Regions from separate parts of the Homo sapiens genome. Here region 1 is linked to region 2. Evidence: read pairs that join two places in POLR2A ChIA-PET (ENCODE). Cell type or tissue: OCI-LY7. All regions are shown on one strand. Links, peaks and the distances in the headings refer to the core of each region. The heading gives the core; the rest is flanking DNA. Region 1 holds the start of PRSS37 (serine protease 37). Region 2 has its middle 56 kb from the start of PRSS58.

Evidence for each region. ChIA-PET counts read pairs that join two places held together with the same protein. Peaks named below come from ENCODE experiments on the same cell type or tissue, not always from the same donor. Only the 100,000 strongest peaks of a DNase experiment are listed, where the experiment ranks them.
Region 1: POLR2A ChIA-PET joins it to region 2 with 6 read pairs; 2 of 35 experiments call an interaction of 5 or more read pairs at or near these places.

What each region holds. Positions count from the first base shown.
Region 1 is chr7:141,841,450-141,857,755 of GRCh38, reverse strand. PRSS37 (serine protease 37) reads left to right here and starts at 16,271. Exons shown (of 5, transcript NM_001008270.3): 1 at 16,271-16,306. In OCI-LY7, for the core only: no CTCF peak of the experiment used is centred there; no DNase peak of the experiment used is centred there.
Region 2 is chr7:142,305,544-142,322,243 of GRCh38, reverse strand. It overlaps TRB, TRBV3-1, TRBV4-1 and TRBV5-1. Among named protein-coding and RNA genes, the nearest start is that of PRSS58, 56 kb to the right of the region's middle. In OCI-LY7, for the core only: no CTCF peak of the experiment used is centred there; a DNase peak (open chromatin) is centred at 8,493; H3K27ac peaks cover 1,051 bases.

The DNA of each region.
Region 1 (16,306 bases), core at 12,307-16,306, 470 kb after region 2:
ACTAAAAATACAAAAATTAGCTGGGCATGGCGGCGGGCACCTGTAGTCCCAGCTAGTCTAGTCGGGAGGCTGAGGCAGGAGAATGGCGTGAACCCAGGAGGCGGAGCTTGCAGTGAGCCAAGATTGTGCCACTGCACTCCAGCCTGGGCAACAGAACAAGACTCCATCTCAAAAAAAAAAAAAAAGAATTCTGTATTTGGCTAAACCATCCTTCAAAAAACAGGAAGAAATTAAGACATTCTCAGAAAAACGAAAGCTAAGGGAGTTTGGTACCAGTATCTGCCCTACATGAAATACTAAAAGGAGTCCTTCAGGTTGAAGAGGAAGAAACCTAGACAGAAACTTAAAGTTAATGAGTATATAAAGATCTCAACTAAAGATAACTACATGGACAAATATAAAAATGTCTTATTGTATTTTTGGTTGTTGTAACTCCATGTTTTATTTTATACAAAATTTATAAGACAAATGAATTAAAATAATTATAAATCTATTTTCTTGGTTATGCAATAGATAAAGATGTACTCTGTGACAACAACATGAAAGAGGGGATTGGAGCTGTATAGACTGGAGTTTGTGTATGATATTCCAGCTAAATGGGTATCAATTCAAACCATAGTGTTATAAATTTAGGATGTAAAACATAATCTCCTAGGTAAACACAAAGAAAAAACTTTTATTTATTCATTTATTTTTAGAGATGGGGCCTTATTCTCTCACCAAGTCTGGAGCATAGTGTTGTGATCATAGCTCACTGCAACCTCAAACTCCTGAACTCAAGGGATTTTCCTGCCTCCACCTCCCAAGTAGCTGAGACTACAGGCATAAGCCACTATACCCAGTTACATTTTTAAATTTTTTTGTAGATACAAAGTCTCGCCATCTTGTCCAGACTGATCTCAGACTCCTGGGCTCAGGTGATCCTCCTACCTCAGCCTCCTAAAAAGTGTTGGGATTATGAGTGAGGTACCATGCCCAGCCAGAAAATAATTTTTTTAAATACACAAAAAGAAATAAGAAGGGAAGCAAATGTTTTGCTACAAAAAAATAAAGTCAGCTTAACACAAAAGAGGGCAGTGATGGAGAAAATGAGGAGAAAAGATATTAGACAAACAAAACGCAAATGGCAAAATGGCAGAAGTACTTTCTTATCAGTAATTATTTTAACTGCAAATTGATTAAGCTCTCCAATCAAAAGACAGAAATTGGCAGAATAATTATTTTAAATTGTCCAACTATGTGCTGTTTACAAGAGACTCACTTTCAATCCCAAGATACAAAGAGGTTGGAAGTGAACTTTTTTAAAAAAGAGAGAGATTTCATGCAAATAGTAACTAAAATAAACCTGGAGTTGCTATACTAATATCAGAAAAAACAGACTTCAAGTTGGTTTCTTTTTCTCCAAGTAGATGGATTGGAGGCAGAGTTAACATGCCTCTCTCACTTAGAAAGACAAAGTAGCGTGTAGGTATTCACACTGCGAACTTTTTTCCAAGAAGCAATGCAGGAACTCAACAGGAAAACTGAAATCCACAGTGTCTTTGAAAGAAGCAGCAGGCTGCATTCTACACCATGAGCCACGCAAAAAACTGTAAGTCCTTGGAGTGTGACAGAAGGAAAGACTACCTCCAGGATTTACATTCTCTGGGGAATCTGGCAATTCAGCTTACAAGAGAAGCCCTTAACTCTGCCCAGTGCTGGAATTCACTTAGAAAGTGGTGAGGAATATAAAGAATGGCAGCAGAGGAGTCTTGCAAGTATTCACAGTCTCCAGCACAGATTGAGAGAAGCCATTCCTTATTCTGCCTCACAGGGGCCAATTAACTCAGGCACTGGTTGCAGGTTGAAAGAAGTTCTCAACTGAATTTCATGGTATAACCTCAAGTGAGGAAGAACTCTCTTGGCCAGAATTAGGGGGGTGAGTGGGAAGGATGCTACAGCCACAGGAGCAGGAGCTAGGTGCCCAGGCTGTGTGGGCAGACTGGGAGGAGTGTGGACTGAAAGCCACGGTTCCTGCCTCTGTGTGGGGAAGGCATACGGCCTGGGACAGTTTTGAGTTTTGAGAATAGAAGCCTTGAACTTAGCTCACTGCTCTACCAGAAAACTGCAGGTGTGAGTTCTGCCTTGCCAAGTGCAAGGGAGCTGAGGGAGGTTTACTGCTGCCTGTTACTCCCCACTCCCTGCATGCAGTCTTCTGCGCAACACAGGCAGTTACACTCCTCTCTGGAATATTGCCCCAGTGATCAGAGAACCACCTCTCTGACTCCCATAAGGGCTGCTACTTGCTACACACACAGAGAGTCAGAGCATGTACTTGCTTTACCCAGTCACCACTTGGCTTTGCCCCTCTACCTGTCCTAGAAGCTTAACACAAAGGAGAAACTTTTGGCCGCATCCATCACCTGAGAAACCAGAATATTTCCCTGGGTTACATAAGGCAAGCACAAATCCCAGTGCTACTACCACAGCTGGTGATCTTTTGCAAATGCCATCTCCTGGCTGAAGGCCAACCAACAGAGTTTATTACAGCATCTACAGGTAGAATAACAGTGCCCAGGAAGGAGAAAACTTGTGCATGACCTCAACTATCACCATTGCTTGTACCACCCTGGCCTGGCCAGGAGTTCATGAGTCTGTCCACATGACCTTTTCATTACTACTACAACTGGCATTTGAGAAAGCCAACATACTAAGGCCACCTATAACCAAGAAATCTCAGAGTCTCTGCTACTCCCCTGCCACCCCCATCAAAGCTGGTACTAGTAACCACTGGTAGGAGACTTGAGGACAGATCACATCTCTGGATCCCTTGCAGACATTCCCCAGCACCAGCCTGGAGTATGGCAACCACACTGGGCAGCTAGACCCAGAGGAACAACAGCATTCACAGTAGTCTAATTCTCAAGGAGCCCTACTCCTATGGGAAGTGGGAGTGCACCATATCAAGGGAAAACCCCATGGGACAAAAACAGTCAAATGACAGGCCTCAAGTCCCAGATCTTTCAATAATGGGACGTTTATTTCAGCAAAAGCATAGTCAGAGTGCTGGGTTCAGCAGGGAAAGTCTGCAGCCATGCCACAGCAGTCAGGCAGCCTTGGTGCTTGTGAAGGATCTTGGAGAAGGGACTTCTTTTCCCTCTCATCCACCACTGCAGAAACAGCTGGAGTTTTTCCCATGGGAGCTCAGTGTGGATGCACCTATAGAACCTCTCTGGAACATTTCAGGGTGACTGCATCCCCACAGAAGGAGCACCTTCCAGGTATAGGTCTGAACAAGATGCAGAGTCACAATTCCTCTATACTTGGAACATCAACATTCCTACAGATGAAAAGAGATGCTTCTCTGTTCTGAATAGCTAGAACACTGGGTCAGGAGTGTATCTAGGAGGTGAATAGCTTTCCTGCTGGCCTTCTAGGGGAAATTAGGTGGCTCTAGTCCTTCCTTCTCATAAGACTTCAGTGCATTTTACTCAGAGTTCTGCCAGCCACCTCCATCAAGGCCAGGACCTCTGCCCACCATTGGGTAGTACATTTACCCATCTGCTTTGGACAAAGCTGTTTTTACCTGTGGGAAATCATATGATTGGCTTTATGTCCCCATCCAAATCTCACCTTGAATTGGAATAATCCCCATAGGTCAAGAGTGGGACTTGATGGAGGTAATTGGATCATGGGGGAAGTCCCACCCATGATGTTCTTGTGATAATGAGTGAATCTCATGAGATCTGGTGGTTTTATATGTGTCTGGCATTTCCCCTGCTTGCACTCATTCTCTCTCCTGCCACCCTGAGAAGAGGTGCCTTCTGCCATGATTGTAAGTTTTCTGAGACCTCCCCAGCCAGCCATGCAGAACTGTGAATCAATTAAACCTCTTTTTTAAATAAATTACCCAGTCTCAGGTATTTCTTCATAACAGCATGAGAATGGACTAATAGAGTAAATTGGTACTTGGAGTGGGACATTGCTATGTGGAAGCAACTTTGGAACTGGGTAATGGGCAGAAGTTGAAAGAGTTTAATCACCAAGACAGTGGGGAAAATGTCTCCAGGGCATGTCAGAGACCTTCATGCAGCCCCTCCCATCACAGGCTTGGAGGCCTAGGGGGGAAAAATGGTTCTGTGGGCTGGGCCTAGGGACCCCCTCCTCTATGCAGCCTCAGGATATGGTGCCCCACGTCCCATCTGCTTCAGCTCCACTCATGGCTAAAAGAGGCCAATGTACAGCTCCAGCTGTTGCTTCAGAGGGTGCAAGCCCCAAGCCTTGGCAGTTTTCATGTGGTGTTGGGCCTGTGGGTGCACAGAAGTCAAGAATTGAGGTTTGGGAACATCTGCCTAGATTTCAGAGGATGTATGGAAATGCCTGGATGTCCAGGCAGAAGTTTGCTGTAGGGGTGAAGCTCTCATGAAGAACCTCCGCTAGGGCAATGCAGAAGGAAAATGTGCGGTCAGAGCCCCCACTCAGAGTCCACACTAAAGAACTGCCTAGTGGAGCCTGGGAGAAGAGGGCCACTGCCCTCCAGACTCCAGAATGGTAGATCCACTGACAGCTTGCACCGTGCACCTGGAAAAGCTGCAGACATTCAATGCCAGCCCATGAAAGCAGCTGGGATGGGGATTGTGCCCTGCAAAGCCACAGAGCCAAACTGCCCAAGGCCTTGGGAGCCTATCTCTTGCATCAGCATGCCCTTGACCTGAGACATGGAGTCAAAGGAGATCATTTTGGAACTTTAAGGTTCAATGACTGCCCTATTGGAATTCTGACTTGCATGGTGCCTGTAGTCTCTTTATTTTAGCCAATTTCTCCCATTTGGAACTGGTTTATTTACCCAATGCCTGTACTCCTATTGGATCGAGGAAGTAACTAACTTGTTTTTTATTTTACAGGCTCAAAGGTGGAAGGGACTTGCCTTGTCTCAGATCAGACTTTGGACTCGGACTTTTGGGTTAATGCTGGAATGAGCTAAGACTTTGGGGGACAGTTGGAAAGACATGATTGTGTTTTGAAATGTGAGGACATGAGATTTGGGAGAGGCCTGGGGCTGAATATTATGGTTTGGTTCTCTGTCCCCACCCAAATCTCACCTTGAATGTAATAATCCCCATGTGTCAAGGGCAGGACCACGTGGAGGTAATTGGATCACTGGGGTGGTTTCTCACATATTGTTCTCATGATAATGAGGATTCTCATGAGATCTGATGGTTTTATAAGCATCTGGCATTTCTCTTGCTTGCACTCATTCTCTCTCCTGCTGCCCTGAGAAGAGGTGCCTTCTAAGTTTCCTGAGACCTCCCCAGTCACGCAGAACTGTGAGTCAATTAAACCTCTTTTCTTTATAAGTTACATAGTCTTGGGTATTTCTTCATAGTGGAAAATGGACTAATACAGGATACCTCCCCTACTGACCTAAAAGCCTAAACTATTCAAACCAGTAAATAAAATACGGGGGAAAAAAATAAATAAATAAAGTCCACACCATAGGGGAATGAGAAAAGCTTCAAGAGACTTCTGCCATTCCAACCCTATAAAAAAACAGTGAATTTGCTCACACACTGAGTACATTGCTACCACAACCAGCACCTGAAAAAGCCATCAAAGAGACTCTATAACCAAGGAAGTAATAGTCTTCAACTCTGAAAGCACCAAGAGCCAAGTTAGACTATAATAAATTATAAACATTAAAATCACTGCCTTAAGGGGGAAAAGGAAATTTTAAAAAACATAGTCAAATCAAAAGTAAATTCAAGAATAATTAGAAGAAATAGACTACCCAAATGAGAAGGAATCATAAAAATAATATTGGTAGTATGACAAAACCGGGTTCTATAACACCCCCAAAAGATCACAATACCTCTATACCCAATGGAGCCAAACAAAGATGAAATCTTTGCAAGGTCCTATCTCCAGAATCATATTTTTAAAGTTCTATTCATTTTAGGTTTTACATGTAAGTCTTCAATCCATCTTGAGTTGATTTTTGTATATGGTGAAGGGAAGGGGTCCAGTTTGAATTTGAATCTTCTGCATATTGCTAGCCAGTTATTCTAGCACCATTTATTGAACAGGGAGTCCTTTCCCATTGCTTTTGTCACCTTTGTCAAAGATCAGATGGTTGTAGATGTGCCACTTTATTTCTGGGTTTTGTGACCTGTTCCATTGATCTATGTGCCTGTTTTTGTACCAGTACTATGTCATTTTGGTTACTGTAGCCTTGTAGTACACTTTGAAGTTGAGTAATGTAATGCCTCCAGCTTTCTTCTTTTTGCTTAGGATTGCTTGGGCTATTTGGGCTCTTTTTTGGTTCTATTTTGATTTTAGAATAGTTTTTTTTTTTCTTATTCTGTTAAAAAAATGTTGGTAGTTCGATGGAAATATCATTGACTCTCTAAATTGCTTTGGTCAATATCATTAAAATCGTTAGCCATTTTAATGATATTGATTCTTCCAATCCATAAGCATGGAATGTTTTACCATCCCTTTGTGTCATCTGATTTCCTTAGCAGTATTTTGTAATTCTAGTTGTAGAGATCTTTCACCTCCCTGGTTAGCTGTATTCCTAGGTATTTTATTTATTTTGTGGCTACTATGAATGACATCTCATTACTGATTTGGTTTTCAGCTTGGACATTGTTGGTGTACAGAAATGCTATTGATTTTGTATCCTGAAACTTTGCTGAAGTTGTTTATCAGATCTGTAGAAGTAAGTTTAGAATATCTTTCTTATCTCTTAAGGTCATAAAGGATATTTTCACCTGAGCCAATACACAATAAGCACAAACAAAGATGAATAATTTGTGTTAAATTAAATTATATTAAAGTTAAGTGCTCTCATTCATCAAAATACACCACAAAGGGAAGATTAAGCCACAAGCTTGAAGAAGATATTTAAATATATATAACTGACAAAAGAGTAATATCTTGAGCATCTGTAGAAGTCCAAAAAAGCAATATTTTAGAAATTCAATATACGAAATGTTCAAAAGACATGCAAAAGTGTTTTCTAAAGGAACCACTGGTAAAAGGAGGAGGAGGTGGTGAAATGATGCTAATCATCATTATTAACAAAAGTAATAAAATTAAGAGCATAACAAAATATTTGACAATCTGGAAAAAAAATTAAAAGTTTGACAATATCCAATATTGGAAGAACTCAGATTACTGGAGGATTTTTAAGTGAACATTTGCATTGTCTACAGCCCAACAATTTCACTCCTAATTATATACTCTGGAGGTATACACCCGGAGATATACTTGCAGATATACACCAATGCACACACAAACACATACACACACACAGCAGATATATACACAAGAATACTTTCCAGGGTACATGGTACAAATATATTTACAGCAATACTCTTCGAAACAGCACAAAACTATAAATAACTCAAATATCTGCCAAGAAAATAATGAACAAATTGCGTGATATTCACATTGAAATATTAGACAGCTGTGCCAGGCGCCATGGCTCATGCCTGTAATCCAGCACTTTGGGAGGCCGAGGCGGGCGGATCATGAGGTCAGGAGATGGAGACCATCCTGGTTAACACGGTGAAACCCCGTCTCTACTAAAAATACAAAAAATTAGCCGGGCCTGCTGGCGGGCGCCTGTAGTCCCAGCTACTCGGGAGGCTGAGGCAGGAGAATGGCATGAACCCGGGAGGCGGAGCTTGCAGTGAGCCAAGATCGCACCACTGCACTCCAGCCCGGGCGACAGTGAGACTCCGTCTCAAAAAAAAAAAATAAATAAATAAAAAGAAATATTAGATAGCAGTGAAAATAAAATATAGTCATGATACTTTAGATGGATCTTTAAAACATTAAGAACAGGTTTGGGGAGTTATTTTTACATATAGTTATGTACCACACAAGGACATTCGGGTCAACAACAGACTGCATGTATGAGAGTGGCCCCATAAGATTACAATATTATATTTTACTGTACCTTTTCTGTGTTTAGATATGTTTAAACACACAAATATCACTGTGCTACAATCGTCTACAATATGCAGTACAGTAACATGCTGTACAGGTTTGTAGCCTGGGAGCAATAGGCTATACCATACAGCCTACGTGTGTAGTAGGCTATACCATCTAGGTCTATGTAAGTCCATTCTATGATGCCTGCATAATAATAAAATCACCTGACAACACATTTCTCAGAACATATTCCTATTTTTAAGTGACACATGACTGTCTGTGTAATATACTATATTTATTTTCGCTTGGCTAAAAGTGGAATATTTCTTAGGCAAGTTTTATCTTAATAGCTGAGCTCCCCTTCACCTGCATACCGCTAAGATTTCCTGATGAACACAGGTTTTGTAGAATTTCCAAAAAGAGTGCTGAGTCCCAACCTTGGAACCTTGGAGCAAAGTGGATTGGTCCTGTAACTTATGGTAAGAAGCAGTATGCAGCCATTATCACCCCCTGAAGAGCAAGAAGAGTTCCCACACAGGGCTGGGAACTGAAATTCAGGCATAATAAGTAGAGAAGATAATTTAGCCCTTCCACGTCCTCACTAACAAATGAAATACCTGGAACTTGAAAGAAAAGACAATCAATACATCCCAACGATTCTATTATGACTATGATCAAATTATGGGACAAGAATTTTAGAGCAGCAACTATAAAAATATTTTAATAAGAACACTCTTGAAACAGAGTTTTTAAAAGTGTAAAATCTCACTGAAGAAATAGAACTGTAAAAAAGAAATAAAAATTATAGAACTAAAAAATTCAAAGACTAAAATAAAAAGCTCTTTGGATGACAAGTGGTATGTTGAGAGGTGAGAACATGGAATTGTAAAATGCTCAAAATCAGAGAACACAGAAAAAAAGACAAAAATAAACACAGAACAAGCACAACAGAAAAGTTACAAGTATCATAGGTATTTAGACAAAACTGCAGAGCAGAATTAATTTGAAAGACTGGAGGCATATGAGGAGTTTAATTTTGACAAATTTCAAGGGTCTAGAGGAGAGACAAAAAAATTGTTTCCAGGAGAGAGTTGTATGCGTAGGCCCAAAGATATCAATTTGAAAATTAGAGATAGGTTGTAGTCCCAGTGCCAATCTCCTCCAGAAAATCTGTTGACTTTAGATATCTTTTCTTAGATAGCAACCCCTTCACCCTCCCAAACCAGGCTACAGACTCTTTTCCTGGTTCATAATATGTCTGAAAAGTCTAGGAAAAACAAGCTCAGAGTAAAGTATATCTCTTTCTCAACTTCTTACCTGTTTTAACTAGTCCCTCCCCGCAACACACACACACACACACACACACACACACGTACACACAGAACTTTCTACAACTCCACCCCATCTTAGAATCTCAAGAACATTTCATAAACCAGCACTACTCCCCAGCACACCTCTACGTTGGTTGTGAGTTTCAGGAGAGTGTATGCCATGTACGTTTTTCATTCTACATTTTAGGGAATTTGTGGGAGTGACTGCACAGTGTTAAGAGCTCCATGCTGGAGGACATGGTTGGAAGAAATCATTTAAAAAACAAAACAAAACGAAACCTTCCCCTAAACTGGGCTGGAACCGAGAGATCAAAACATGACTCAGACAAGTCCAGTTTGGTGAATAGATGAGTTTATTAGGACTCACATAAGAGGCACTCCTGGACGCCAGAGGACAGCTTTGGAGATCTGCCCTGCTTTCAATCTCTAAGCTGCTTTTAAGTTAATTTTTTGGCTCTTTGCCTACTGTGTGTGTGTGATGGGGCTGTTTTCCTTGGTAGGTTCTCAGATATTCTCTGGGATATTTGGGTTCTCAGGGACACCTGCCCCTCAGCTGGGCACTATGGTCTTGGCTCACTGTCCAACCTTTATGGTTCAAGCAGTGGACATACATCCTTTAAGTAACATGGTGGAGGACCTGTCACATTAAAATCCACCCTGTCCACAAACTCATACATTCTTGCTGCCAATCTTGCATGAGAGTCCCTGAGCTGGGCACGACGGGAAGAACTATACATACTAATAATGTATAGCCATGGCTTGTGCATACAGGCCACATCCACAGTGTACACAAGAGCATAAAAAGCAGAAGCTAACTACAATTATAACACCTTTTGGCAAAACATAACTCCAATGAGTAGGTAAGATGTGTGACCAATCTGAAAATAGGTCAAAGAAACCTGAATGACTTATGTCATAGATCTGAGTTGACAAATGATTTAAAGTATCTGTAACATTATTCTCTTTATCAGGGATATAGGGACAACAGAGCCTATAAGGGAACATGTAGTTGGATCACCATCAAGTTGGCAATTGGGCTTCCAAGTGAAGGCAATCTCCAGTGAACCCGAGTCGCATTATTAGTGCTGCTGAACCAGTCACTCCAATTCTGTAGGGATAAAGGCAGACTATTCCAAGACATATCATTATCATTTGTTAGGGAAAGGTATTCATAAACGCAACAATCAGACTGGTTGCTGATTGTTGCTGTAGTCGCAGCCCAGTCCAGAAAGACATTACCAGCTGCTGTGGGTAGCAGTAACAACAGCCTGTGGACATAGACACAGATGTTTAGTAGGAACTTTCATGGGTACATCCACTCCTTATAACATTATTAGCGCTGTATATTCTCTCATTGGTCTTATCAGGGAGGCCACTATGGGTCTCAGGTCTGTCTTACAGCACCACACATAGCTTCTCTCCCTAGGAGTGGGTAAGCATCCAATTGCTAAGCTTCTGGCCTTGCCCACACTATCTGCATGGTGCCTGCTCCAGAGGTATTGGTGCTGCCATGTGTTGACATTGTAAGGCTCTCGGACCTCCATCAAGGAGCACAGCTGGGATGACCTCCCCTCCAACTGTCTTCATGGCATTCTCCAGTGCCATAAAACCAGTCCAGCATAGGGGCACTTTCCAGCTCAACTTCAGGTCCACATAGCTATCACCTCTTAGCAGATCCACTGGTGTTCTCAGGAGCACAGCCTGTCCATCTTTTCAGGAGCATTTCTCAGAGTCTCAGAGGCATCCCTCAGAGTTTGTGGGACCTGTTTCACAGGCCTTGCCAACCATTCATAGGAAATGATACCATGGTGGTCGTTGGTGACTCACTTAAAGTTTGTATAGCTTCAGGGAGATTCTTAGCCCAGGACCTTAGAGAACCACCCTGAGACAATGCACGTAACTGGGTTTTTAATGAACATCCTTTTTTTCTATAAGGCCTGTCCCTGTTGGGTTATATGGTAAGGGAAACCTCCAGTGTATACTTTGTTTTGATGCCCAGTATTGGATATCATGGCCCATGAAATAGGGGCCTTGATCACTATTTATCCTTCTTGGCATGCCATACATGACGCTAATATCAGTGAGACACTTGGCAGTCTCCAGTTGAGTGGTACTTTTTACTAGGAAGACCTGTGGCAGCCTTGTTGTTGTGCCCACACAAGTTAAGGCATATTTTTCCCTCCACTTTGAGGCAAGGGTCCAATATAATCAACTTGCCATTCTCACACAGATTGCATGGCTCGATGTATGTGAACTGATGTGGAGGGAATTTTTCTAGGTCACAGCCATGAACAGATTTCACAGTTCTGAACAGCTGCCAGAACATCTGCATTTGGAAAGGGATGCCTGCTGCCTTTGCTATGACCCACCCTATAGCCACCCACTGGTGGCCACTCTTATGAGGTATCCACATGGCATCCTCCTCCAATGGGCTAGGGTAAATTGCCTGAACATGAGTAAGGTGTCTGCCTCATGATTTCTGGGAGGTGACTTGGGGCTGTGTGCATCTACCTGATACACCATCAGATGCACATCGTTCTCTTGTAACCTGAGGTGAACATCCTGCCACATGGACATTCCCCAAATGGGCCTGCCCAAAACCTGTTGATTTTCTGCAGTCCATTGATTGATCCACATGGTAAGGCCTCTGTATGTAGCCTAACTCTGTCCAAGTGACTAGTGACCAGGGCTTGTGGGTGATGAGTATCCAAACTGCCCATAGCTTGACCCACTGAATGTTTTGTCCTAATCCCTATTCTATCCATAAGGTATCAAGGTTCATTTGCGCTACAACTGTTGACCATTGGTGCTGGCTGCCTTTGTTAAACCCACCAGTGTAGCAGGTCCTAGCAGTTACGGGCAGGGTCCCCTTATATACAGTGATTGGCGTAGTAGGTGGCCCCACTGTCATGTCAAACCCCTCCAGTTGTTCAAAGTGGATGGGTCTGAGCACCTCCTGTAGTGCTTGACTTAAAAGACTAGTGGATGAGACACCCCTCTGTTGCAGATAGGTGTGCCATTTTTGTAGGGTGTGTGACTGTGCTACCCCAGAGATGGTGTTGGCTACAAGGCCTTCCATTCATCCTTTTATGGTGTAGGCAGTTTTTAGTGTGATAGTCTGCTTCCTGGTGATGGCCTCCACTTCATGCAATGCCCTATACATGGCCAACAGCTGTTGCTCGAGGACTATACAGTAGGTCCTGCACTCTTTCATAATTGAGACCAAAATCCTACAGGTACCATTCACATTGGTTGCTTTTATCACAAACCCCAAATCATCCCCATGGCATCTTTAGTGAATTCTAACACAAAAGGGTGCTGTGGCAGTGGGGACCCTATTGCTTGCACTTGTTTCACCAATATTTTTGTCTTGTCAGATGCCTCTTGCTCCATGTATGTCCAGTCCCATTGTTTATTTTTCTTTATGAGGGTGTATAATGGGCAGAGGGTTTGTGCCAGATGAGGAATCAATATTCTCCAGTAGCCCAGTAAACCTAAGAACACCTGGTGTTAGTTTACCATCTAGGGAACAGGCTGCTGTGCTAGCTTATGTTTCACGTCTTACCCTACCAGGTAACTCTCAGGAACTTGACAGTTATGCCAGGCTCCTTTATCTTTTGGGGGCTGACTTCTCATCACCTGTCTTTTAGGGTATCCAAGACAGTTTGTAGAGCAGTCTCCAGATCTGTAAGAGACTCTGAGGTTAGCATGATATCATTAATATAGTGAAACAGGGAGATTGAGGCAGGCAAACAGGGCCTAGACAGGTTCCATGCAACCATGCTGTGACAGATGGTGGAGCTGTGCAGGTACCCTTGTGTTAGCACCTGGAAAGTCCATTGTTGGCCCTCCTAAGTGAAGACAAACTGACCTTGTGAATCTTCTGCTAAAGGGATACTGGAAAAGCCATTAGACAAGTCAGTCACAGGATGGACATTTCCCAGCTTGAGGACCACTTGTTCTAGTAGTTCAGCAGCTGCATATACAGGGAGCAACACTTTGTTTAGCTCATGGTAGCCTGCCAACATTTTGCAGGTGCCATCTGGTGTCTTCACAGGCTACCCAGGGCTGTTACAGGGGCTCTGGGCCAGCCTATTTGTACCTTATGGAATGCCTAAATTGTTCTGATGATTTCAGAGTGTGCCCCTGGCAGGCAGTATTGTTTTACATTCACTGCCTGCCTGTGCTGGGACAAGTGATTACTTTCTGAATTTAGTCCTTGCTCTTATCCAGCCCACTGAGATCCACCAATGCTTCCCCCATATCATAGATTCCATTTTCCACTAAATGGCAAAAGAACTGCAACCAATGTCTCATATCATAACCCTTTCTAAACTGGAAATGACCCAGACATTCAATGAGTAGCTAAAATAATTTTAAGATTTTAAACTACACAAAAAGTTTTACCTATGTTTATCTCATTTACATTTACTGAATTTATTCATTTTTAGTGGTTTATCTGGATTACTCATGAGAACGAAAGCTCATTAGACTTATTAGACAAAGCTAATAATCATTACGAGTTATTTCCCTGTTAACCATTTTAATGGCTTATAAATATCAGATGTTCGTCTAATCAAGAAACTTAAAGACATAAGCATTTTTACCAATAACTCAGAAAATTCAGCTGTTTTAATTAAACTGACAATATCAAATTAATCTTGCTTATCAAAAAAATCACACAAAGATCATTCTGTTTTGGGTGGATTTATAGTCTTAGAACCTTCATGTCAGAAACCTGACACCTTAAACTATCTAGGAGGGGCAAATATACAACTTATCTAATCAAGAAACTCAGACAAAAATGTATGCTGACACTTTTGAAGACATTTCTACTTTTATTTTATCAAAAATTTTGAAGCCAGCTTATTCACCAAAGATTATTGAATTCACGTGAACCTGAAGAGCATCTGGACTTATTTAATTTATGAGTACGTATTTACTTATAAGCTATTCGGTACCATGCTAGATATAACACATAGCATAATACATGCACATACACATAACACATTTAAACATGTTTATACATATACATGCAAGATCCGATAGCTTTTACCAATAGCTTTTGGAATTCTAGCTTCACAAACTCATTACTATATAAAAGACAGCTGGATCCAGATTATTTTTGATAAAATTGGGACCTGTTCACATGGCTAAACTTTATTTGCCCCAATAGGTAACCCAAGGAAAGCAGTGGATCAATAATTTGGGTAAAGCAGTTTCTATGGCAGTTTGATTTTTAAAAACCTCCTTTATCCATTTTTTTTCAGTTCCAAATGAGTTTAATTCTTTACATTTTAGCTAGAACTGGCTGAACCATATGAGGAAAAAAAAAATCTCAAATTGACCTTGAATTAGTGAGTTTTATCTCAATACCAGTAACTTATTAACAGTAGATTCAAAGCAGGCAGAAAAGGAAAGAGAAATAGAGAGCTTTAGAAGACTCTACTTAACTCTATAGTTGTAGATTAAACATTTGAGCTCTGAATTTTTCTTGTTGTAATTTGCCCGTCAGTTTTAAAATGTACACAAGAAAGGGCCATAATATGTAACCAGCTGGAGGATTAGAAAACCATGCCTTTTAGCTTCTGCTGGAGTTTCTACCCTTTCTCCCTTTCCTGCTCTAATGATTTGTGATTAGCCAGCCTTATTGCAATAACACCACATTTACTATCATTATCATACTTTAATATCTTGGCTTCTTGGCAATAGGTATTCAGTCCTTGCCCATGTTTTCCAAGCATCCCTGTACTCATGCAGTGGCCCACAAAAGTTGTGCAGTTGGGCAACTCCACTCCACATGGACATTGCCGACTGCCCAGGGATTCCCCACCATAGACACTCATTCCTGGCTCGAAGTTTGGTCTCTCTGACCCCATTTGTGATGCCAATTGTAACAAGAAAAATCCAGAATCATATTTTTAAAAAAACCTTTCCCCCAAACTAGGAGGGAGCCAAGAGACCAAAGAATGACTCAGACAAGTCCAGCTTGGCCAGTGGATAAGTTTATTAGGACTTACATATGAGACACTCCTAGATAGCAGAGGACACCTTTAGAGACCTGCCCTGCTTTCCATCTCTAAGCTGCTTTTAAGCTAATTTTCTGGCTCTTTGCCTACTGTGTGTGCATGATGGGACTGTTTTCCTTGATAGGTTCTCAGGTATTCTCTGGGATGTTTGGGTACTCAAGGACACCTGCTCCTCAGCTGGACACCATGGCGTTGACTCACCACTTGGCCATCAAGGATACCTGCTTCTTGGCTGGGCACCGTGTCCTTGACTCACTACTTAGCCATTAAGGTTCAAGCAGTGGTCATACACCCTTAAGTATCCTGGTGGGGGACCTGCAACCCTACACCAGTGACAAGGCCTATTTCTCATTGTCCACGACATGTGACTTTGGGAAAACTACTTAGATTCTCTCTGCTTCAGTTCTGCCACCCACAGACCAGAAATAGATACCAGACCCAGCCCTATCTCTTCTTTCTAGGGTTGTTGTGACATTTGGAAAGAGATTATGGGTTTAAGAAACTTTAAAGGGTTAGAGTGATACAAAGTGTAGTGAATTTTACATCTCAGACTAACCTGATATAAAATCTCTACTGACAAGTCCGTAAAGATCTTAGCTCAGTGCCTAGGATTCAGTAAATGCTTAGAGGATATCAGCTATTAGTGTTACCGCTCATTTTCTTGTTAGACTATGCTCCCAATTATCCAAGGATGACTTTGGTAGTCTAATATTGGTCTAAGTCTTTAAGTATTAGAGGTACTGCCTTCTGAATTGTCACCAGGCCTAATGTCATCTAGACTGTAAACAATTCCCCAACTATCAAGATAACTGTTCTATGAATGCTTTTCATTTCCATATTTTCTTGGCTCAATGCTGTTGCTCAGGACAAAAAACACCAAGTTGGTGATGATGACTGAGTGATGAAACAGTGATCAGAGGGACATATGAAGCTAGTGTAACAAAGATGGGAGGGGCTGGGGAAAGTATAAGTAACTATTAGGAGGTTCAGAGCAAACCTCAGGACACTTACTCCCTGAGCTAAGGTAAA
Region 2 (16,700 bases), core at 6,686-10,685:
TGACTGTGGCCTGAGGAGTCAAGATCAGGGCTGGAAGAAGGAAGACAGCAGAAGCAACTCCAGGGCTCTCACAATGGCCAAGCGGCAATTTGGTGATGCCTCCGACTGGGACCGGCTACCAGGTGATTCCGGTGGCTATAAGACCTTTCCTTATTTTTTTCTAGGTGTTGAAAACTTTCGGGTGGGGGAAAGAGAGTTCATGGTGCACAGAACACCACTTTTCATCACCTTCTGCTCTATCTCTGTTTTCAATCATCTTTCGTTTTCTCTCTCCTTGACTTTCCCAAAACCTCAATTTCTTCTCCCCAAGTTGTATAAAGCAAACCCTGTGATTCTCCCTTCTACACTACACTGTTATCAACAATCTTGACCACAAAATTAAATCTCTTGTCCTGAGAAAGAGTGCGCCAGCTGTTAAATTACACACATTTCCTCTACTCCTGTAGTTCACAGTGTCGGCAAAGAAGGTAATGCTGCAGTCAACCTACGGAAGCAGCACCATCCTCTGAGCAGGCTCTCTTGGCCTTGTTTTCCCCAGCCAAGTTGCAGAAAGCCCCAGGCTGTGGATCCTAGCATTCTAAATTGCCTTTCTTTCTCCCTGCAGTCCCCAGGTTCTCACAGATATGTCAGGGCTGAGGTTGCTCCACATTGGGCCAGGGAGGTTTGTGCACAGAATGTGGTTGGCTTTGTAGGGCTGTGCCAAGCTGCTGGCGCAAAGATAAAGGGCCGAGTCCCCCAGCTCCAAGGTGCTCACATTCATCTCAGAGCGAGAGTTAGAGAACTGGCGCCCTGAGAATCGACCAGGGAAGTTTCCTTTGTTTCTCTGTGTCTCACTGAAGTATTCAAAGAGGAACTGAAGGCCCTGTCCTGGGGTCTGTTGGTACCAGGATACACTCCTATGCCCAGAGATAGGGGAGCAGCTCAGTGTCACTTGCTGTCCTCTCGTTTTGATCAGATATCTTGGAGTTTGAGTGACTCCAGCCTTTACTGGGCCTGTGGGAAAAGCAGATGGAGAATGAGCACCGGAGACAGCCTGGTGGTGCCTCCCCATGGTAAAGTGGAAGACACAGGGGTGAGGACAGGCTCAGAATGGGGCGCTATCCTGTCTGCAGGGACTCACCTGCTCCCAGGAGACAAAGCAGCACCCAACAGAGCAGCCTGGAGCCCATGGCACAAAGGGGCAGGCAGCACTGTGTCTGTGCTCAGGGCTTGGTCCTCCTGGGAAAGAGCTAAATTCTCAGCCTTGCTTTTCCTGGTGGGAGGGGCATACTGTGATGTCACTGTCCTATGTCCTCCCCTTGCAGGCCTCCTGAGGTCCACTGCTCTCTGTTCTGCACAGCAGAATCCACTGGGCCTGTGAGGGAGGGAGACAGAGGCTAGGGCAAGAACACAGGAGGGAGCCTGAGGGTGCCTTGGATGAGGCGTGCTTCAGAGACATCCCACCTGTGCCAAGGATTCACTTGTTCCCAAGAGACAAAGGTCTTCCCATCAGAGGTACCTGGAGCCCATGGCCAGGTGGGACAGAGCTGGTCAGGTGTCACCCTGTGAGGGATACTGGTCCTCTGAGAGCTGGGGTTTTGGGCATTGCATCTCTGATCAGATGTTAGGCTGTGATATCACTTCTCTGATGTCATCTCTGCGGGTTCCCATGCATCCTGCCTTCCTTGTTAGGCCCCTGGCTTACCCGATCCAGGACCTCTGCTTTGTGCTGTTAATACTCTCACATACCATGTGGGGCTGGACTGAGGTTAGGCTGCATGTCCCCCCCACAGTTCCTTTGCTTTTCCTTCCAGGCAGTTGTTCCTCTATCTGTCCCTGCCCTGGACATGCAGGTTGTCCCATCCCAGCATGGGACATCCCATCTTCATTCTCCCTCTTCGGCTCACAGAGGCTTCCTAACCCAGGCATAGCTGAAGTGCATGGCTCCCTGATGAGAGGCACACCTGCAGTTTTATGTATCCGTCATCACATTTTTTAGTGAGCACAAACATCAAGCAAGGCTGCTCCTTAACCCTCCCTGTCCCAGGCTCCTGGCTCTGTGCATGCCCCAGAGACATTTGGAGCTCAGTGGTTCCACAGCACCCCCATGTGGCCCACTGCGCAGTAACCAAGATTTTGCCATTGTTAGTGGACTGAATATTGATGTCCCTCCAAAATACAACCCCCAGGGAGACAATATTTGACAATAGGGTCTTTATAGAGAAAATTATGTTTACATGAGTTTATAAAAGTGGAGCCCTGATCCAGTATGATTAATGCCCTCTGAGATGAGACACTTGATGGCTAGCTTGTTCTCTCTCCACCATGTGAGGATTCAACTGGAAGAGGGTGCTCTGCAAGCCAAGAGGAGGGCCCTCACCAGAGCCCCACATGCTGGCATCCCCATTTCATGCTCTGGAGTTGTGAAAAAAAAAGATTTGTATTTAACCCATGCAGTCTGTGCTATTTGCTGTGGCTGTCTGAGCTGATGGATACAGCCTTTCTAACATGGTGCAAGAGACATGGGACATATTTAAATTAGGAACAATTTCACCATCTTGACTATTATACTGTTTCTCTAGGGGAACTAAAAGAAACCCCCACATTTTAAAATTTATGTTCTTCAAGATCACTTTTTGCACTGTAAAAGGGAAAAAAGTGATAGAAAAGAAATGTTGCCTTTGAGAAAATGCTGATGAAGGAGATGATGCAAACCTGGCCTAGCTCAGGTAGGTGTGCTGCAGGAAGAACTGTGCCAGAATCACATCAAGTCATCCCGTCTCCCTTGCGGCAGGCAGACTCTCAGGGATTTGTGGATGATTTATTATTAAAGTTCTTTTTTCTGTGATGACTCCAGCCAGCTTGCTCCAAGAAGACCTTTCAGACCACTCTGTGCTACATGCCAACTAATCAGCTTATCCAAAAATAAACAAAACAGTACCCACTGTTCCCATGCTGCTGGGGAATTTGTTTCTTTCCCATCTATACTCTCTCTTTTAGAAATCCTCTTTTTGCCTGAGTTCACTGACAATATCCTCTTGCCCATTTTCCCATATATGAGTAAAGATATGTGCAGAAAATGATTAAATTTCTAAGTTTCTATTTGTGGTTCTATACTTAGTAAGCTAAGAAGGAGAGGCCAGACTGGGTTTAAAAAAGAAACATGAGACTAGGGAAAACAGAATCTGAGAAAGATTCCATTACAGAACCGCTATCCTTCACTTGCTACTTCTGATTTAGTGTATTTCCAATCCAAATTTCTTTAAATATCTACATTTGACATATCTGTTATCAAATTTTAAGAATAGTTACATATATACAGTAAATCTAGATATTGTCATTATGAAATTTCTTGATTTTTAAGTCCAAAGGCAAATGACCCCATGAGAAAGCAATGAGAAGAGATTCCAATCCAGCTGCATGTGACATTAGCGGTCACTAGCCAATGTGCCAGTGAGATATGATCAATGACCAGTACCTCTTCCAAGATGCCATCCAGAGAACAAAAATACCCTACTGAGGGAGTATTCATGGATATAAACCAGTTAAAATTCTCTCAAGATCAGATGGTGGATCAGATGGTGGTGTTCTATAACTTAATACCTTTTATGGATTTTCTGCATACCTCACTCTCCAAATAGAAGAATCAGCTTCTTTCATAATAGAAGCTGATTATCTGATGTGGTTTCTGATCCTAGGGAAGGTAAAGCTACTACACAAAATCATAAAAATATAAACTATCAATAGAAGTCACGTTAAGAAAAACTATGTATTTTTTACTTTTAAAGGAATACCTAAAATAAAATTGCTAGAATACTGGTCAATTCTTTACTAGAAAAAGAAACAAACAGATATTTAGATTGCTTCTGAGATGCCTCATATCCCATGATGAATAGCCATTATATTTCAAAGAAGAGGAGGCTTAGATAATATTATAAAGAAGTGCAAAAGACCAGTGCACTCCATCTGACTCCCCCTAAAATTGCAGACTTGTAGCATCTCCTGGCTCCTTCCTCAGGGGAGCCTGATGAGACAAGAAATAACTAAGAAACCAGAAACAAACTGAAAATCATGAGAATCTTCTGGGAAGACTGAAGCTATTCTGAGCCAGAGAATGAAGAGATGAGTGGTAAGTCCAAGACTGCAGTGAGAAAACAAACCGTGGACATTGGTTAAGCTCTGCCCTGTCTGACTTCCTCCTTGCGTGGAGACAGTCTGATCTCCATTTAAATTTCAGAAATCAATAGGAGGAGCTAAGCACGGTGGCTCATACCTGTATTCTCAGAACTTTGGGAGGTAAAGGCGGGAGGATCACCAGAGCTCAAGAGTTTGAGAGAAACCTGGCAACATAGCAAGACCTCATCTCTACCAAAAATGTAAACAAAAAAGTTAGCCAGTGGTGGTGGTGTGTGCCTGTAGTCACAGCTACTTGGGAGGCTGAGGTGGGAGGATTGCTTGAATCTCAGAGGTTGAGGCTGCAGTGAGCCATGATTGCATCACTGTACTCCAGCTTGGGTGACAGAGTGAGACCCTGTTTCCAAAAAAGAGAAGGTTCCCAGCTACTCAGGAGGCTGAGGCAGGAGAATGGTGTGAACCCGGGAGGCGAAGCTTGCAGTGAGTCGAGATCGCACCACTGCACTCCAGCCTGGGCAACAGAGCAAGACTCTGTCTCAAAAAAAAAAAAAAAAAAAAAAAAAAAGAGAGAGAAGGTTCTGCTACCTCAATTCTTACACAGATAGAAACTTTAGAGGAAAAAATAACCAATGTAACCCCAGAAAATATAACTTGATTAGCAGCAGCTGACCAGTTACCTGGGTTATCATTAAGTGAGGTCAAATAAGCAAAAGAGAAACATAAACATGTCAGATGTTAATCAAATAAACTACAATTAAAGTTAAAATATAAATGGAAATGACAATAAGAAAGAGAGAAGTCTGAGAAGCATGGTCACTGCAGGTCTCAGCAAAAGCTTCCCAGAGAAAAATAGGGAGCTAAGTAGAGAGCATGGCTACCTTGTACCAAGCAAAGGGGCTAAATGATTACCTGGCCCACAGTTGTGCTAATGATTTGAGAAAGTGTGTGGAGTAATTACAGATGACAGAATCTAAGTTGAAAGCACAATATTAGGAAGCTGCATCTTCCATTGGAATGTGCGCTGGGTTTTCCCGCTTACTTCATTTACAGGATTTCAGCCCAAATGAATCCATTTTCACCTCCATGGCCTTGCTCATGTAGTCCCTCTGTAACCACAATCGGGCATTATCATAGAACCCCACTTCTGCCTCTGGCTGAAATCAAGTGTTCCTGACTTGGTGAAGATGTTGCTCACTTTGCCCACCTTCTAAGGCAGGAGGAAACCCTTTCTTCACAGAAACTCCAAAGCCATTAAGCACGGACTTCTTTCTAGAGGTGATTAAATTTCTCTTTATGAGAACTTTTGTTTGTTCCTTCCAGCCTCAGAATTCTGTGAGAGCACCATCATATGAAGGGACATGTAGACAGCACTAGCCCTGTGCAATATACACATAAAACAAGATTTACTGGGGAAAACTCACAAGCAAGAAGCAGAAACACTGACTCAATTATCCACCCCTTCCTTCGTCCATGCAGAGATGTGCTTGGATAGGCATAGCTCCATGCATTGTGGAAAGTCTGCCAAAAGAAGGATCCATCACCATTCTACCATATGTACTATGGAGAGAGTGGGAGGTGCACATTTAAGGTCTACTCATGGTAGAATACATAGCAGGGGTAGCTTCTGGGCTGGCAAATTGTTTCGTGTGATTGGAGATTAGAGGTGTACCCAAGCCAGTGTTGCGAGGGCTAGCTAGAAGCCTTTGCACTCTCTCAATCTGACTGAATTAATTGCCTGCCAAATACTGATAAGGGTGAAGGTAGAGAGACAAAATTAAAGGAGACAGAAGGGTACTCTCATTTCATAGGGGTTGTGCCCAGGTACTACCAAGAAAGTGGAAAGGAAAATTTTCAGACTGAGGAAAAAGTTTCACAATACATATATCAGACTAGAATATTGTATCCAGATTATATAAAGGATTCTATATAATATAAAAATCCTTTATATTTTATAAAGGATTCCTATAAATCAATATAAAAGATATATAATTTAACCTTTAAAACTGGGCAAAAGCATTAATAGGTATATGAAAAAGACATATCTGCAAATGGTAATAAAAACATTAAAATGTCCTCAACATCATTAATCCTTAGAGAAATGCAAATTAGAACTCCAATGAAAGATTAATATTATGCCAATAAATTCAAAAGCAGACAAAATAAACAAATTCCCCAAAAAACACAATTACCCACTCAAAAAGTGGATAACTTGAATGTCCATAGGGATATTAAAAAATACATGTAGAAGTGGTTTTAAAAATTGAACTCATAATAATTAAAAGCATTTCCAGAAAGAAAACTCCAGGCCCAGCTTACTTTATTGATGAAATTGAGCAAGTTTATCAATTTACAAATTGTGAAGAATAAATAGTACTAATATTAACATAGAAGCAAAAATCCTTAACAAAAATAAAGTAAATTTAACTCACAATGTATAAAAAGGTTAATATCTAATCAGTAGATGAGATTTGCCCCAGGAATGCATAATTGGTTTTATATTTAAAAAGCAATTAATGTAAGTCACCTTATTTAAAAATTATTTAATTCGATGCAAAAATTTTTAACAAAATACTGGCAAGCTGTATCCAGCAGCACATCAGAAAGTTTATCTACTGCAATCAAGTAGGCTTCATTCCTGGGATGCAAGGTTGGTTCAACATACACAAATCAACAAATGTGATTCACCACATAGACAGAACTAAAAACAAACCCAGATGATCATCTCAATAAACACAGAAAAGGCTTTTTGACAATCCTATTAAAATCTCTGTAAACCTCTAGCCAGCTTTATGACCCAGGAATGTCTTTCCCAAGACTCTAGGAACCATCTTTTTGAGATACAATCGTCAAGGAAGATAGAGGCCCTGTCTCCCAGTTTTTGTGGGAGAGTAGGAGCCTAATTTAGGATCCTAACTTTACTTAGGCAAAAGCCTAATTTTGACAACTAACTTAAGAGGCTGCTCCCCGCAAGTTGCGAAGCTACCTCATTTCATAAAACTGTGAGAAGAATATCTTCTCTTTTGATACAGCACAGATGACCATATATCTTGGGATAGGGAATCTTTTGTCTCTATAATAAATGAATGAATGAATTAGTGAATGAAAACAGATAAACAGAACAGCCAGGACCCACTCTCCTCTCTAAAAGCTAATGTAGAGCTGCGCTCTGGAGGCATCAGGCTCTGAGCCTGATGATTGAACACATTGGGAATAAAGAGACCAAAGGGGGAAAAATAATCCTTCAAGTGTCAGTCTGGAGAGGCAATCCAGGGAGGCGCTGAGATCTGAAACCAACAAGGAGGCTTCCAGCCAAGAGAAGGAGAGTGGATGAGTCAGGAAACTTCTAGACCATGATCCATGGACTCTGCAGCAAGGGGAGCAGACAGAGGCAAGTTTGCTGCCTGCAGGGTTCAGAGAAGGTGTCTGTGTATATGTGGAGCTTTGATCAGGGCTAGAATTCACAGTCTAGCTTTCAGTGTACAAATGAGAAATTAGAGAATAGACAAGCTGGAATATAGAGTAATAGAACTGGTGAAAATAGATACATATTTCTCAAACATATTTCCCAAAGGGTGAGTCTACTACTGTCCTCTCTAGCTGGCTTCTGCACTGGGACCCTTGCCTGGAAGTTCCTTCTCTGATTTCCCAGTGCTCAGTGTTGCTTGACTCTGCATGACAACAACCTATGATGAAAGGGAACCCTTGGCCCCAAAGAAGAGTCATGGAAACCACTGGACATGAAGTGTCAGGAGAACACAGCTCCTCACAGGACAGTGTCTGACCCAGTGCAGGGTGTGCCTCTGTGGTGACACAGGTGATTGTTTAGAGGGTTCTTATAAAATTTTAAGCTACACAATCCTTACAGCATGCTTGCTTTATTTCAGGAATTTTTTTTTTTTTTTGAGACAGAATCTCACTCTGTCGCCCAGGTTGGAGTGCAATGTCACGGTCTCGGCTCACCGCAACCTCCACCTCCCGAGTTCAAGTGATTCTCCTGCCTCCTGAGTAGCTGGGATTACAGGCATATGCCACCACACCCAGCTGATTTTTGTATTTTTAGTAGAGACGGGGTTTCACCATGTTGGCCAGGCTGGTCTCAAACTCCTGACCTCATGATCCGCTCGTCTTGGCCTCCCAAAGTGCTGGGATTACAAGCATGAGCCGCCATGCCCGGCCTATTACATGATTAAAAAAATTTTTTTTTTTAAACTAGATCTGAATATGTTTCTCTTTTTTCAAATCAGTTGACGGGGCAGTCACACTCAGGCGAAAGGAAACCCACACTCTAAATATGTCATAGGATGTAAAGTTGCCACATGGATGAATTAGCAGGTGCTATGATGTTCTGAAGCTTCTTCGGGGCTCTTGGAGGAAATGTTCACCCGAGCCCTCCGTGGCCCCCACGGCTTCCTGGCAGGCCCCGAAGGTTTCTGCACAGGAAAGCGGTGACTCTGCAAGGCTGTGTCTTGGCTGCTGGCGCAGAGATACAGGGCTGAGTCTTCTGGCTGCAGGGCGTGTAGGTGAAGGTTTAAGAGAGAGCTGTTGGGGCATTCAGGTGAGAAGCGACTTGGCACACTTTCATTTATAGAGAGTTTCTCATAGCTGTAGACAAACATGAGCTCCGGTGGCTTCTTAGCTTTCTGCTTGTACCAATACATAGCCCTGTGCCCCATATGTTGTTCACATTTCAAAGACTTCTTATTTGTCATTCCCATGACCAGGTGTTTTGGTGTCTGGGTAACTTCAGTGTCTATGGGAACTGTAGGAGGAAAGGGACAAAATTCAGGCAGAGCCCAGGAAGAGGGTTGTTCCTGCAGCCACAAGGAAAAGGGTTGGAGTCCAAGGACAGACAATTTCAACCTAACTCACCTGCTCCCAGGAGACAGAGAACCGCACAGCAGAGCAGCCTGCAGCCCATGCTAGCCTCGGGTCTGAGATGGGGCCTCTGACTGGGGTCCTTTGGGCGAGGTGCTGGGCTCTGGTCTCCTTGGCCCTGCTTGGTGGTTTTTCTTGTGATGTCACTGCTCCTGATAGTTTCCCCAGACCCAGGGGATGTTTCTTCCTGACTGCTTTACATCCTTTCTAAGTTCTGATAGAAGGTAGATTTGAATTTGCTGGGCTAGGATGAATCGGCTGGGGAGAAAGGGCAGAGCCGGCTTTTTACCCCCCAAGGATATTCCTCTGGCAGGGGCTCCTTTGCTCTCAGCTGCTTCCTAATTATGTGGATCCTCCCTCTATCTTTGTCTCCCTGTCTTTCAGGATCCCTCTCAACAACAGACCACTCCCATTCAAGAAATCTCCTTCTGTCCTGCGGGATCACATAAAACAGTGCCATTCAAAACGTCCCTTCCCTCAATGTCTAAGTGTGGTGGAGCCCTTTCTGCCCGGCTCTGTGGAGGGAGGGTGACTGCATGAACACGGATGCAGTGTGCACCAGCTCCCATCATTCAAGGGCATGACTGTGTTGCCAACCAGCCACCAGGCACTGGGGAGGGAGCTGAGGGAGCACAAAAGGGATGAGCCACCCTCTGTCCCTGAAGTGGAGGGCATGGGGCTTGGCTGGGCTTAGAGCTAACATACACAGGATGCTGAAAAAGAACAACACAAGGTGTGTGGAGCAAAGGAAAGGGAAATCAGCTTGAAGCTGATGTTAGTGTGCTTGAGCTGAGTACAGCCATGCTCTCAGTTGAGGTACGGTTGGCTCCCCATGGGCAAGATCCCTCCTGGCCCATCTCTCCTCTTATTCTCTATCCCTTCCCCAGGTCCCTGCCTTAGAGGTTTCACCAGAGCACAGCTCCTGCCTGTGGCCAAAACAGTATTTGGCCACTCACCGACCCAGTGTCAGCATCCAGATGGGTTCCACATCTCACAACCCTGAGCAGCAGAGAAGGGTTTGAAAGGCCAGGGGAGAATGAAGACGAAGGAGGTGTTGGCAACAACACAGAGAGTCAGCAGCCAGAACGCCAGGTATCCACACACATAAGACATTCTAAATTTTTACTCAACAGAAATTGTCTATGTCTGTGTCTGGGCACCATGGCAACACCTTATCTCTACAAAAATTAGCGGAATGTAGTGGTGCCTGTGTGTAGTCCCAGCTATTCAAGAGGCTGAAGTGGGAGGATTGCTTGAGCCATGGAAGTCAAGGCTGTAGTGAGCCATGATTGTGTCACTGCACTCCAGACAGAGCAAGACCCTGCTCCCACCACACCCCTCAAAAGAAAAAAAAAAAAGGAAAAGAAATGAAATGAAATGAAATAAAGAAAAGAAAAAAGAACAGAAAATTGTCTATGCCTGGATCTCTAGTAATGTGCAGAACAGACAGTATCCCAGCCCTCTTGAGTTCTTGGGCCAGTCTGACTTGTTCAACAAATACTCCTTGAGCAACAGCTAGGAGCAAGCAGAAAATCACCAACATTTTCACCCCCAGAATTCTATTTGTGTAAGGCAATTCAACATATTCAGAAAACAACTAGAGAATAAAAATATATCTTACATAAAGTTTGAGAAATGTAATCAGTATGTCATTGTTCAATCACTTCATATATGTGATGCCATATTTCCTCATATATTAAATCAGGAGAACTGAAATGAGATGATCTCTAAAGCCCTGCCATTTCTAAGATGTTAGAAACCACATTAGTTCATCAGTTCTGTGGAGAACTTTCCAACTAGGAACCAGCTGGATGACTTCCTATGGGTCTTCTGTACTTCACTGCATAAGCTATTTATGCTTTGTGACCAGTTAAGAATTGGAATATCATCAATTTTCTTAAAAGGTACTTTTATGCCAATATTGGCTTTTCATTCTAGAGCATTTGGAGATACAAATGAACACAAATAAACACAAAAATGAGATGATTCATACTTTCAAAGTGATTTTTACCATCTATTTATTGTTGTATTACATCAGTGTTACCTTTTCATGATGATAATTATAATTGTAGGCATGAGATTAGGGTCGTAAATCTATGTTATATGTAAATCTACATGGGGCTGAGGGAAGATACTTATCCATGATTTAAGTCAAGGATTTATAATTTAGATTTGTTTTAACCTGGGGATGTTCTCAGTCAGGAGGAAAATTGTAGCATTCTTCTAATGCAAAAATTTCATCAGATTTTCAATGTGGCCCATAAAACAAACAAACAAAAAATGTAAAGCATGTAGATTAGAATTTAATGGGGTTGAGTATTCTCCCCCTCAACAGGTTACATATAGGATCGATCTCTATCCTGCTACAGTTGGAGATATTCTATTCACTAGACAAAAACCTAAAATTAGCCTTATTTTAAACACTAGTATTATTACCATTAAAATTGTTTCCATTGGTATCTACTTCAGCAAGAAAACACTTTGGCCCTTCTACAAAGTAGAACAAATTTGAACGAATAAAATTTTATTGCATTGTTTGGCTCTCAATAAGTAAACCAAATTGCAAAGACAATTTAAAAAAAGCAATAGAATTTAAACTGAAAACTTGAATAATGGTGAAAGCGAAAGGTTTAATTGTCCTGAGGACAACAGCTAACATAAGCATTTCCCACAACAAGGGGTGGTGACCAGCGAGTTCAAGTGGTCTGAATTAGGGATGGATCTAAGAAGGAAAATGATCTCAGGACCATGTGAATTGCAAGAAGAGTGAAGAGTGGAATGGTAAATATGAAGAAAAGCCAAGTAAACATATTTATATAAAATAGAAGTAGTATATGTGATTGAAGATAAGAGGACATAACTGACTCCAAGACAGCTGGGATTTAGGACACAGAGTACTACCAAGGAGCCCTGAGAACCTGTGTAAGAAAATCTTTTTTCATTTTTTATTTTTCTTTCTGGGCCAGGTCCTAAGTTGTGTATGCAGAGGGTGGCACTCCCGAAGGCCCAGCAGAGAACAAACTCTGGAAGGCTGTAGACACGGGCAGGGATTTCAGAGGATACCCAGGGCAGGAAGGCAATGGCATTCAGACCCAGTGAGAGTGGAGAGTCGTGGTGGGTGACTGTGATTCCCACTAAGACCCTGGAAAGGCCATGCACTAGCAATGATGACCACATGCTGGGGCTCCCTAAGAGGGAGGGCAAGGCTGAAATAGACCCTAGCAAGTCCTACATTCAACCCTCCCAGAATAAAACCCAATACATTTCCAAGAAATAACATAATGCAGAGCCTCAAGCCTATATTGTCCACAATGCTTCACATCAACCCTTTCTAATCTTTCATGTAGGATATTTAGAAGTCTCCTAATCATTCATGCCACCCAAAAATCTATCTCCTTTCTGATCCATACTACTACCAGTGTTCCTCTACCAAAATATCAGTTTCATCATGTTGTTTCACTTGGAGTAGGACCAATGGCTCACCACTGCCTAGAGATTTGTGTCCAAAGTCCTTTCAGGTCTCCCAATATCCCCAGTCATCTGGCTATTGCCTGCTCTTGAGGACAGTTCAAGATGATATTCATCAGAATTGGGAGAGACACTTGCTGGTCACCCTTCTTGAAGAGAAGGAGCCCACAACGCACAAGGCTACCTCCACCGGCATCTCCTCAACACTTTCCAGTTTACCTATTGCCATGGAATTTCATGCCTCTCCAAATATTTTTCTGTTGAATAAAGTACTCACTGATCATCAGAATTGTCTCTTGATCTTGGAAATATTTCCTTCCCCCTCCTTTATGCTTGTGCTCATCAACCATTTTCAGCAATCGTGTTTTTTTCATAATGTTATATAAAATACGTACCAATATGTGCCACACAGAAAGAAAAGAAAGAGCTTCCCCCATCAGTTAAGATCATCAGTGCATAGGACAGGCTCTTTTTTGTTTGTGGAGCCCTAATACTTTAGTGGCTTTGTTGTGAAGCCCTGCTCTAGCTGATAAACAATTCTGTGAGACTTTTGTGTGCATAAGATGGAGGACTTCTCCACTGGGTGCACTAGCTGGCTGTACTACAGACTGAAACTCCATCAGAGGCCATCAGGGAATGGAGACTGGAGCCCTGGGTGCAGGTGCACACGCTGCCCTGCAGCTTCCTGGCTGAGCCGGGAGGTTTGTGCACAGGGATGCAGTGACTTTGCAGGGCTGTGTCTTGGCTGCTGGCACAGAAATACACAGCAGAGTCACCAAGCTCCAGGGAATTGATGTGAAGATTTAAGTGAGCTTTGTCTGGAGATTTAGGTGAGAAGCGATTTGGAACTGTTTCATTTATAATGAGCTCCTTATTATTGTAGCTAAACATTATCTTCAGAAATTTCTTAGAGTCCTGTTTATACCAATACATAGTATCATGGCCCAGATTTTGTTCACATTTAATGGACTTGTCGTTTCCCATCTGTGTGACCAGGTATTTTGGAGTCTGGGAAACAGCTGTGTCCAAGGGACCTGCAAAGGAAAGAAGCAGAATTCAGGCAAATCCTAGGAGACGGCCTGCTGTTGTTGTCATGGTGAAAAGGCTTAGGGACTCCAATAGGATCATGTCACCTGGGCCCGGGACTCACCTGCTTGGAGGAGGCAGAAGACCACACAGCAGAGGAGCCTGCAGCCCATGGCAGAGTGAGGCAGACCAGGCAAGGCCCAGGGCAGGATTCTGGTCTGCAGTGGTGAGAGGACTAGGCTGTGGTTTCCACTGCCGCTGAGAGGTGCTGCGCCAGTGAGGTCACAGCCTGTAATCATTCCCCCATTCCCAGGGTCTCCTCTAGCATGGCTCCTCCCTTTCATGCCCTGCACTTGCTCCTTTAAAGGAGTTTTTGGAATTTCTGGGAATAATTGAGAGGGTGGAATTGTGACCTCCAGGATGTGTCTCTGACAGTCATTCCTGGGCCAGCAGCCCCCTCCCTCCCTGCTCCTTCCCGGGGATCTGACCACCTCCTCCCTTCCTCTCCTTTTCAGGCCCTTCTCTCAGAGTCAGCTGGTTTCCTCTCTGGATCCTTTGCGTCCCTTCACAATAGCGCAGGACATTAATTTGCTCTCTTGAATCTTTGCTCACTTGAAGGTCTCATTAATGATCAGTGGTCCCCTTGATTCAGGAGAGATTGGCCTGAGATTTCACCTGAATACCAGCCATAGCCACCTACTCCACATGACTGTGATGCTACTGCAGAGCAAACCCTGCTGAGGCGTTATTATTGGGAGTGAACTGCAGCCCTGCTCCCTGTGATGTTCTTATCTGTCCAAGGGGCAGATTTATGAGGAAACAGGAGGCTGCTGGAAAATATGCAGACACCATGTGCTGGGAAAGAATGGCGATGAAGGTCAACAACGCGGCAGTCAGAGAAAACAAAAGTAGTTGACGGTATTGCCCCTTGAGTTGTCTGCAGAGAATTCTCCTTCTTGGTACAAAGTTTACAACCGAAGCTTATTGCGGGGTTTCTCAATTTCAGCACTACTGCCATGTTGGATCAGGTGATTGTTTGTTGTGGGGAGCTGTCCTGTGTAGGGAGGATGCTTGGCGGCATCCTTGGGCCCTACCCACCTGATGGCAATGTGACGACAGAAAATGCCTTCGCGTTTTGTGAATTATCTAATGTTGAGGACCACAGTCCCCTTTATTCTTGCCCATGGTACTCCTCTCCTCTGCCAGCCATCAACCACCCAACCTCGGGGGTGTGGCAGGGCTGCAGCTCCTCCTGCTCTGGTCAGCAAGGTCCAGCACTCAGACCTCAGTGCCTCAGTCAATGGCCCCAGGGCAGGAACCTCCAGGAGGAAAAGCAGAGACCAGCACTGCCAGAAAGGTATCACACACACACACACACACACACACACACACACTTTGGTAGTGTTGTCATCTACTGGTGAATCCCCTGCAAAGACAGACCTTGATGGTTCATTTGTGATTTACTAAACACAGAACTTGAACTAAACAAAAGAAAAATGACCACCATCCTTCTTGGAACTTCAAGCATGCTTTATTTGTTTATAGTCACTGAATGGCTACTTAGTGCAAAGCATGAGTAAACAATATTCTCACTCTCATGATGCTTATAATCCAATAGGAGCAAAAACACATTCACACATTACTTGTAGACTAAGAATATGAAATACATATTACATGGAGGCCAGCAAAATAGTTACTATTTACATTTAAATACTTTTTTTAAAGCATCCCATTTCCTGATCTATGAAACAATGGGCAGAAATAAATAATTTTCAACACTCTGTCTAGCTCTACAATTCTGTGAACATAACCAGGTACCCCCGTAGTTGTGGGTCTTATTCAGTACCTACCACATTGCACCACACAGCTGACATGGGAACCTTTTCAAAGAAGGAACGGGTGGGGAGGGAAGATAGTGAAATGACAAGAGGCTACATTCAATGGTGATGATCATAACTATGTAAAGATGTAACCATTCTTAAAGAGTAGACTTTAAATAAATATGTATTTCACTATTTTACGCAAGACTTTTTACCAAATCAGACGGACAGCGTCTGGGAGAGGCACTGGAATGAAACTGATAGAAAGAAACTCGCCTCATATGAGGCAATGTTAGTTCTGGTTGTTGTTTTGTTTTGTGTTTTACAGGAGATATGAAAAGCAAAAGTGTTTGATTGTCCATCAAGAATTGTCTAGACCGGGTGCAGTGGCTCACGCCTGTAAACCCAACACTTTGGGAGGCCAAGGTGGGCGGATCACGAGGTCAGGAGATCGAGACCATCCTGGCTAAAACGGGGAAACCCGTCTCTACTAAAAATACAAAAAAAAAAAAAATTAGCTGGGCGTGGAGCGGGCGCCTGTAGTCCCAGCTACTAGGAAGGCGGAGGCAGGCCTGAAGCCGGGAGGCGGAGCTTGCAGTGAGCCGAGATCCTGCCTCTGCACTCCAGCCTGGACTACAGAGCGAGACTTGGTCTCAACCAAAAACAAACAAACAAACAAACAAAAGAATTGTCCAAAGGATAAGAAGGACAAATAAATTGATTATGTACGTATTTTCTGACAGGGCCCGCCATACTGGAGAAGCGGAAAAAAGCTACAGAAAGGAGAGAGGATAGACGCTGGGATCCCTGGGAAGAGCCAGGCTGCCGACAAGAAAGTCAAAGAGGGAAGACAACATAATAATTTTATCATGGAGATAACTTAATCCACAAAAAGGTGGAGAGTTGTAGGGGCAAAAGGAATGAGACAGAAAGCTGCAGAAGAACTAGAACACGTCGAACTGAATGATACCAGGATGCATATTTTGAACATGGGTCATATTTTTGGCTGTCCAATATTTAAACCCCATCTTATATTTGAGCAATTCCCCAAAGTTTGCATCTTGGCGGGAAAAGCAAGTGTGTTGATATGTTTATAAGCAAAACCTTCCACCCTTCTAGAACCAAACTCTCCATCTCTGCCTCTTCTTTTTCACTTCTCATGAGAATATCACTCCACCTGGCAGAGCTGTCTCCCTCTTCCAGCTTCCCAAGAACGCACGGGAAATCTGTCCTGTCTCCTCTGGCGGAATAGAATGGATGAACAACTTCTTGTGTCCAATTACGTCAAATTTAGTTTCCTGAGCAGGGTCTTAGGAAGATTTCATTTCACCTGATTCTGTTTCTCTCTTCACACATGCTCAACACTGGGTTTCCAGGTTTGCAAGGGGACGAGGGCCA